Linked DNA regions of Homo sapiens: region 2 is linked to region 1. The links are chromatin contacts, found by Hi-C in ENCODE. All regions are on one chromosome and are shown on one strand. Each heading gives the region's core, a stretch centred on a gene start or an enhancer-like site at or near the end of the contact. The rest is flanking DNA. Distances are from core to core; before and after follow the strand shown. Region 1 overlaps ADGRD1 (adhesion G protein-coupled receptor D1). Region 2 overlaps SFSWAP (splicing factor SWAP).

The links. Hi-C counts contacts between places; a loop is a spot of excess contacts on that map. Pooled maps may share reads with other maps.
Region 2: a loop to region 1 is called in a pooled map, with 3 times the contacts of the local background. The contact joins two enhancer-like sites. A Hi-C loop is called at or near these places in 7 of 37 single-sample maps with no recorded cell type and 7 of 50 pooled maps.

What each region holds. Positions count from the first base shown.
Region 1 is chr12:131,091,274-131,095,423 of GRCh38, reverse strand. The region is part of intron 15 of ADGRD1 (adhesion G protein-coupled receptor D1); the gene reads right to left. Among named protein-coding and RNA genes, the nearest start is that of LINC01257, 72 kb to the left of the region's middle. RefSeq lists enhancers at 3,326-3,485, 3,946-4,045. Within about 2 kb of position 1,928, at least 3 of the 41 ENCODE cell types and tissues checked have a DNase peak (open chromatin) inside an H3K27ac peak, as active enhancers do.
Region 2 is chr12:131,772,012-131,776,161 of GRCh38, reverse strand. The region is part of intron 13 of SFSWAP (splicing factor SWAP); the gene reads right to left. Among named protein-coding and RNA genes, the nearest start is that of MMP17, 54 kb to the left of the region's middle. RefSeq lists enhancers at 1,476-2,100, 2,180-2,369, 2,101-2,726. Within about 2 kb of position 2,086, at least 6 of the 41 ENCODE cell types and tissues checked have a DNase peak (open chromatin) inside an H3K27ac peak, as active enhancers do.

The DNA of each region.
Region 1 (4,150 bases), core at 679-3,178:
GGAGAATTAGGGAATAAATGAAGCAACATATGCTTCTCCTCTAAAAGGAGCAGCCTGGGTCTGGTTGGAGGAGGCAACGGCAATTGAATTTGTCAAGAGGGGCAGGGGTGGAACCCTCAGAACCTTGAAGCTACGTCTCCCTGCCCCCAGGACTGCAAGGTGCCCAGGCAGGGCTGGGGCTGAGCTGACAGCAAAGCTGAGTCCCGGCAGCAACTGGCTGCTGCTCCACCTCGAAGTGCAGGTTTTTACCTCTTAGGCCCATTTCCCAATGTCCCAGGTGGCCAGCAGCCTGAGAGTCGGGGGGACTGAAGGGAGAGATGGGGGTGGCAGGTGTCAGCCCTGTTCCCAGGGCTCACTCAGCTCTCCACTCAGAGAGGCACAGGCCACAGGGTACAGGGGAGGGCCCTGGGGGCTGAGAGGGGGCGTCTCGAGGGAGACTGGAGGGGCATGGGAAGGGGTGGGTAGGGCAGGAGACGGGAGGGGGTGGAAGGACGCATGCCCCTGCGCCTCCCCCGGGTGAGCTCCCAGCTCCCATCCCCAGCCCAGCTCTCAGCAGCCCAGGACAGGGCTCAGGAAAACTCATCTGTAAGGCGGGGCGGGAACAGCGTGCACCCGTGCACCTGGAGGGCTTGCTGGTGGAATGGTAAGGAGCCCATGCAGAAGGACCCAGCAGGCTTTGCCCACCACCCTCTCCTTCTGGAAGAACTGCACAGGCTGGGAAATCAGAAGGGATGGTGACAATTTTCTGGGTCTCTAAGAGGATGGTACTGAGGATGCATGCCCTCCCCACTCAGCCAGAAGACACTGGTGAACCACAGTATTGCTTGGGGAGTCGGGGGGGCGCTGCTGAACAAACCAACTTCCTTGTTACTCCTGGGCAAGGCAGGACCCTCTTCTGCCTCCAGGATTAGAGGGGTCCAGGGATGGGTGGAGGGGCCTCTCCTTGGAGCCCCTCCAGCCTCCACAGTTACCCCCACCCCCATCAACAGGGCAATAGACCGTCCTGCCCCGGTGCCCACAGCCACAGGACTGAACCTTCCTTATGAAGAGTGAATGGAAGGAGACTTGTGGCCATGAACGGGTCAATGCTGGGATGGCTGCAGTCCCAGGTGCAGTAGCCAGGCCTGCTCCACCCCACCCCACTCCCACTCCACTCTCAGGGGTCCTCAGGGCCAGGACATCCCTAGGGACCTCATACTCATGGCTCACTGTGACTTCACTCTGTCAGGCAGTGTTTGGGGCTGGGTGCTGAGGCTGGGTACTGAGGCTGTGTACTGAGACTGGGTGCTCAGGGCTGGGTACCGAGGCTGGGTGCTCAGGGCTGGGTGCTGAGACTGGGTGCTCAGGGCTGGGTGCCGAGGCTGGGTGCTGAGGCTGGGGACTGAGGCTGGGTGCTGACGCTGGGTGCTGAGGCTGGGTGCTCAGGGCTGGGTGCTGAGGCTGGGTGCTCAGGGCTGGGTGCTGAGGCTGGGTGCTGCTGAGGCTGGGTGCTTGGGCCTGAGCTGTGCTTACTTCTGCCTCCTCATCACCACCACAGCTCCACAAGGAAAGGGTCCCACCCATGTCACAGCGGGGAAACTGAGGCTCAGAGCAGGCACCTGCCCAAGGCCACCTGGCACATCACTGGGAGGGACCTGTGTGTCCAGCTGGCTGGGAGGCAGAGGGGCCACTACTAACCCCAGCTGCATGCAGGAGGTGTTATTGGGAGGTGGTCTGGCTAACATTCACACAGAGACCCCGTGGAGGGAGCCTGTTTCTGACTTGAGCTGTACATGCTGCGGCTGCCGGCACTGCAGTTGGCACAGTCCCGCCTGTGACACACCCTCGGGACCGCAAATACAGCTCAGAGTGGTTCTCACAGCTCCCAGCAACACCGTGTAATTCAGGCCCCTGCCACTGCCCGCCCTGTGCCCTTCCCTGGAGCCAGGGCCCATCTGAGAGGCTCAAGGCTGCACCTGGCTGGGTAACCGCGGGGCACGGGGCCTAGAACCATGGGTCTGGGCGGAGGCTGCACTGCCGTTCCTGCCTCAGGAAGGCGTGGTGTGCCCCCACGGTGCCCTTCCTTTCCCACCCATAGCTAGATTTAGAAATGCCCAGAAAAGCCTGCAGTTGGTTTCAGGACACGGACTCCTCTGACTCAGAAACTACAACCTCAAATGCCTCCTGAGAGGCAGGGCATCAGCTCAGGAGGCCAGTGGGGGCCTGCAGACATAACCACCAGGTGGGACTGTGCTGCCAAAACAAGCATCCTCCCTCCCACAGTTCTAACCCAAGTCCTTCTCAGTGCATATGTCACTTTCCCACCAAGACAAGAGCAGGAAGCATTTCACTGTCTCCTAAAAGCAGAAGAGCGATGCGAACGTGATGAGGAGGGGCAGCTGCTTGTGGTACGGGGAGGCCATGGGGACCGGGGGGCCCTGGGGACCTCGCCCTGAGTGCAGGGGTGGTAGCCACTCGCCTCCAGCATCGTTTCCAGCCAGAGGGGGAAGCCCAGCGTGGCCACATCTTCCTCTTCTTGTTTTATTTAAAAAAAAAAAAAAAGAAATCCCAAATTTTAGATAAAATGTCTGTGTTTTGGAATACTGACAACCAATTTTTAAAAATTTAAGCCTCTGTGGGCTAGGAGAAGCCCAGTCACTGGCCAGAGTCAGCCTTCAGACCACGGTTCATGACCGTCCTATTGAAATGCTTTTTCCCTGTGACCACCAGGCCCCAGGAGCGGGTGCTCGGGGACTGGCATTCCCAGGTGCTCCTGTACTGGCACAGGGCTCCTGCACCCCCCAGGTCAGAGCCACCCCAAGGCAGGTGCCCATGCCTGGGACGCTTCCCATGCCTGAAGCCTGGGAAGTGGCCGCCTGGGAGGAAGTGGCCACCTGCAGGAAGAAAGAGCGCACCGTGGCGGGCCCTGGGACTCCTCCCAACCTCCCACACGCTCCTCGACCACTGCCCTTCCCACTGGGTGCAGCCTTGGCAGGACTGTCTATCAATATCGGGGGCTCTCCCACCTTAGACAACCAGACCACCTCCCTGGCCTGCACACCCTGAGCGGGGAACACAAGCGCCAGGAGTAGGTGCAGCTGAATTTTCCCTAAGGCCAGGCCCAAATGCCTTCCACGGCACCAGTCCCCATGCCCAGCACCTTCATTGGGTGTGTGGCTTCAGCAAGAAACGCTGAGTAGTGCACGCCTGAGCCCTCCTCTCGGTCCCTGGCTGAGCCAGCCCACACCTGCATCCACCCCTGTGTTAACCTCAGGTCCTCACTCCCTCGCACCCTGCCAGCCAGTCCTTAGGGAGGACAGAAAGTTGAGCTCCCACCTACCTGCGGCAGTACAGACCAGTTGTGCCAGCATGACTGGGATCCACCGACTAAACCAGCACGCATGTGGCATTCTGGCCTCCAAGGAGAACACATCTCTTTCCCTAAGTTCCTCTCCTCTTGTGGAACAGACTCACTCCTCCATACCCTCATTCATACAGCAAACACAGGCATGGGCGTGTCTCAGCACCCGGACATCAGGAAGGCGCAGTGAACATGAAACACCACCCCTGGGTAGCAGGCCTCAGAAACACCTCTGCCAGCAGGCTGACTTTACTCATTTGATCATATCACACAATTCCACACAAATACACACCTGGGTCAGAGCCCACAGGCTGGTGTTTACAGTCCTTTCTCTCCCCAGCTCCTGCCACTGCCTCACCTCTGTGGCCCCCTCCTCGCCCCGGCCCACTAACAACCTTGAATGCACTGCCCGTGCCTTTCTGATAATCACATACCAAGATACAAATGTTGCATATTTAAACACATATACAGAAACACACCCACGCATAGGGGATTTTGGCGTGGCTTTACAAAAATGGGATATGTATCACTCTAGTCTACGTCTTGTCCTTTTCACACAATGTTACCTTGGAAATCCCTGCAAACGCACTGGCATGGTGACAACCCCATTCTTTCACAGTTACACCGCGTTTCGTGACTTCATCATTCCTCTTTTAGTATAGAGATGAATAATCTCCCTTAGCGTGGATGTATTAGAATTTACACAATCATTAGTGTTATGTTTATTCATGCTTCTGTTATTTCTACTATAAATAATGTCAATATTCTGATTTTATACTTTTTTATGTCATCTTACTTGCTGATTCTTTT
Region 2 (4,150 bases), core at 837-3,336, 680 kb before region 1:
TTAAGTGTAACAATATTTTTCAGGTCAAACTTTTAAATATTTTATTATTTTTGTTTGTTTTGAGGCAGAGTCTTGCTCTGTTGCCGGGGTGGAGTGCAGTGGCGTGATCTCAGCTCACCGCAACCTCCGCCTTCCGGCCTCAAGTGATTCTTGTGCCTCAGCCTCCTGAGTAGCTGGGATTACAGGCATGTGCCATCATGCTCAGCTAATTTTTTTTTTTTTTTTTGTATTTTTAGTAGAGAAAGGGTTTTGCTATTTTGGCCAGGCTGGTCTCAAACTCCTGGCCTCAAGTGAACTGCACACCTCAGCATCCCAAAGTGCTGAGATTACGGGCGTGAACCACCGTGCCCAGCTAAAATATTTTATTGCTTACATAATTCTAACACACAAACGTCCAATGACAAAGCAAGCTCTATATCCAAGAACACCCCCACTCTGGCATTAGTCAGGATTTGCCCACAAGCAATGCTAAATGATCCTTTAAATTAAACATACAATAAATAAAAAGGTAGTAAGCTTTACAACTTCAGAGGCTCAACATCCTAGCTATGGCCTCTCCCATACACACCGAAAGGGAGAGGGCTTCCATTCTGCAAAGAGCAAAGAACACAGGTTTGCGAGCTGAGCACATCCTCTGAGGCGAGCCCTGGGTGGACACCAGAGAAATCAGCTGATGCACTAAAAAAATGCCAGTATCCACGGCCTCTACATCAGGAGCACACGCTGCGCAGAAAGCAAGCCGGCCCAGGGGCTGAAAGACGCCATTGGGAACCTCAACACGGGCACCTGTGAGTGTTCGGGAAGTCAGAGCTGCTGCAGGTCCTTTCAACAAGGCCCGGGATTTCCCCAGGAAAACAAAGAGAGAGCTGAAGAGAAGGAGAGCTGAGACACATACTCCACCCTCGAGTAAGGAGTTTGTTCTGTGACGAGAAGGAAGAGAAACACGTCTTTGCTGTCTTTTTCTGGTGAAGAACTCTCCTCATTTACTCTCTCCACGCTCACAAAATCACTGCACTAATTTGGTGTGTGATTGGTAAGGCGCTGTGTTAAAACAGAGGGGAGATGGAAAAACATGGTCCCTGGCAAACGTCTGTGAAAGACAAAACCAAACGGGCGCGAGACGCCATCTGAGGCACAGTCAAGACAAACAGGAGTGCGAGGAGTCAACTCTCCAGCTGAGTTTCTATTCATATTTCTACTGCCAACTTAATGATTTGAGCCTCCAAACTTTTTTTTTTGCCTTTATCCTAACTAATGCCTGTCATTAATAATACTTATCTCACCACTGTGCTTAAAGACTAGGGCTCCATTTTGAAGCGACGGGACAATCTGAATCAACACTTTCAAATGTCACTTGTAATCAAGTCCAGGTCTATTTATTCCAACAACACGATCATCCTTCACCATGAAGGTGAAAACTAGAGCTGTTGTGACCTCTGCCAGGCTGAATTAAGATGGTTCATTATGTTGACATTACTGCTTTTTTCAGCTTCAAGTGCTAAAAGTGAACAAGGACTGATGCCAAACACAGCTTCCCAGAAACCACAGCTGCCTTTGAGATGCATTTTTAATATTCCAGCAAAAATGATCAAAACGGAAGTCATGTTTGAATGTAGGGGGGCAGACGTACATTGGTTTAGGTAGAGTCCGGGACAAAGCAAATAACTTCTGAAAAATGGTCATTTATGAGAGCATTAACAGCTTACCGCCGGCCACTTCTGTAACACTGGAAATTAACATTGATTAGTCCCCCTGTGTCACGATGAAGTATTTGGCAACAAAATTAGCACATGAACCAGCAACGATTATTTCCTACTGTGGCAAAACAAACCGCTCAAAAGCAGACTGACTTTGTATCTGATTGTATTTGAAAATAAAAGAAATCTTATTTGTGAAGGACACTACATTAACTATGAAAGGGATAACCAACACTGCGGCGTTGCTCTCCATCCCTTCACCCAGCCCCACTGCCCTACCACGTCCTGCCCAGGTGCATCCTCCCACCCCTGCCTCCACTCTGCTCCAGCGCCCCGTGCCCCGCAGCCACACTGTCTCAGCGGAAATGCGGCTCTCATCCTGTCGGTCTCTCGTGCTCACTTATTCTGGCGTCCCAGGCTCTCCACAACTGGCCTCCCATTGTCATTCCGGTTCTGCCTGAGAAAGTGTCTTCCTGAGTGGGGCCACCTGTCCTTTACCACTTGTGGGTCTTTGGCCCTCGTGGGCCCTCACTATTCTGGTAAGCTCCTCAAGGCCTCGCCTGAGCCCCAGGTCCCGGAGCCGCCACTCTCCTCCTGGCTGTGCTGTCCTGATGGAAATGCCCATGTGTGAACAGCAACAGCTCAAATGCAGTCATGGTCACTGGTTAACAAGCAAGCTTCTAATGCATATCCCAAAGCACCTCAGCACCTAGCACACAGCAGAGATTCAGCAAACACAGGCAGGTTTCAGTTCCTATTTCCTTTTCAAACTCTTACTGGAATTGTAAACTTGGCAGATCAGTAACTTGAAAACATTTGTGGGCTGGGTGCAGTGGCTCATGCCTGTCATCCTAGCATCTTGAGAGGCCAAGGCGGGAGAACTGCTTGAGGCCAGGAGTTCAAGACCAGTCTGGGCAATATAGCAAAATCCCATCTCTACCAAAAATACAAAAAAATTTAGCTGGGCATGGTGGCAAGTGCATGTAAGTCCTAGCTACTTTGGAGGCTGAGGTAGGAGGAGTGCTTCAGGCCGGGAGGTCAAGGCTGCAGTGAGCTGTGATGGTACCACTGCATTCTAGCTCGGGCGACAGAGTGAGACTCTCTCAAAAAGAAAAAGAAAAAAAATTTGTGGAATCTAAGAAATCATCCTGCAGTCTGTTGCTACTATGTAAATGACCGCATGAAAAAAGGGGTTCAATGAAGACTTCTCCCTTCTCTTCATCCTGGATTACGAACACACACTAGGAATGAAGAGAGAATGTATGTGATACAGGCAGGAGGCAGGGAAATACTGGTGAGGGCTTCACACTCAAGCCTGGACCCGTGGCCCAAAGTGACAACTATCCCTGTTTTCCCACCTGAATGTTGCCTTTTGGCCTGCTCTGCCCCCTATCCTGTGCCCATAAGAACCCCAGACTCCAGACAAAGGGGACACACACAGAAGAGAAAGCATCTGAGCAAAGAGAGGAGAGGAAGCAGCTGGATGTTGGAGAGGAGTTTGGCTGAGGGATGGCCAGACTCCAGGGGAAAATTATCTTCCTGCTGTACCCCCTTGTCAGCTTCCCTTTCTGCTGAGAGCCACTTCCACAGCTCAATAAAGTCCTCCATATTCACCACCCTTTAATTCGTTCGTGTGACCTGATTCTTGCTGGACGCCGGACAAGAACTCAGGTACCAAGAGGGCAGGGTGTAAAGGCTGTCACCCTGACCCTCCACTGAGCTGATTAACACTCAACACTGATTGTAACACAGGCTTTCTGAGGCTCCAGGGGTCACAGACACCCACTCCCAGATGGCAGAGCTAAAAGAGCATTGTAATATGCTTGGAGGCTGCCGTGAGGCCAGCGCAGAGCCTGCTCCCGCCAGAGAGGAGAGTTCCTTTGCTCTGGTTCCCGCACCTGTCCGTTCGTGTGGTCCCTCCCGTAAGGGATTGAGTGGCAGCCGAGAAAACGAGCCACCCCCTGTGCCAGTCCTGAGAAGGGTCAAGGGAACTCTCCAGTCTCCTATGCAGGTTTATATGCATGATTTTTGCATATGCTTTTATATATTTTATATGCCACTTGAAAAATTTAGAGTGCTGCCAATATCTTTCCATGCCAATAGGCACACTTTAGGACATCATTTACAACTGTACCTGAATATGTAAAATCACCTTTCCTAACGATCAACGGGACTGAACAGGAACATGGATGCAGAAAGATCGAGTACAAATGGGAATTCAGCACGTTGTAAAGAAGGCTCTGTGAGTCACTGGGGAAAAGATGTATGACTTAGTGAATGCGTTGCATCGATAGTGACGTGCTCCTCAAACTCAAATAAATTCCAAGTATGGCAGGTCAGAAATGTACCGGGGAAAAAATGTTTGTGACACTGATGACAAACAGCTAACATGACGCAGCATAAGACAAAGAAAGGGCCCTTCCTAGGTCGAAGAAACATGGGCCCAGGCTAAG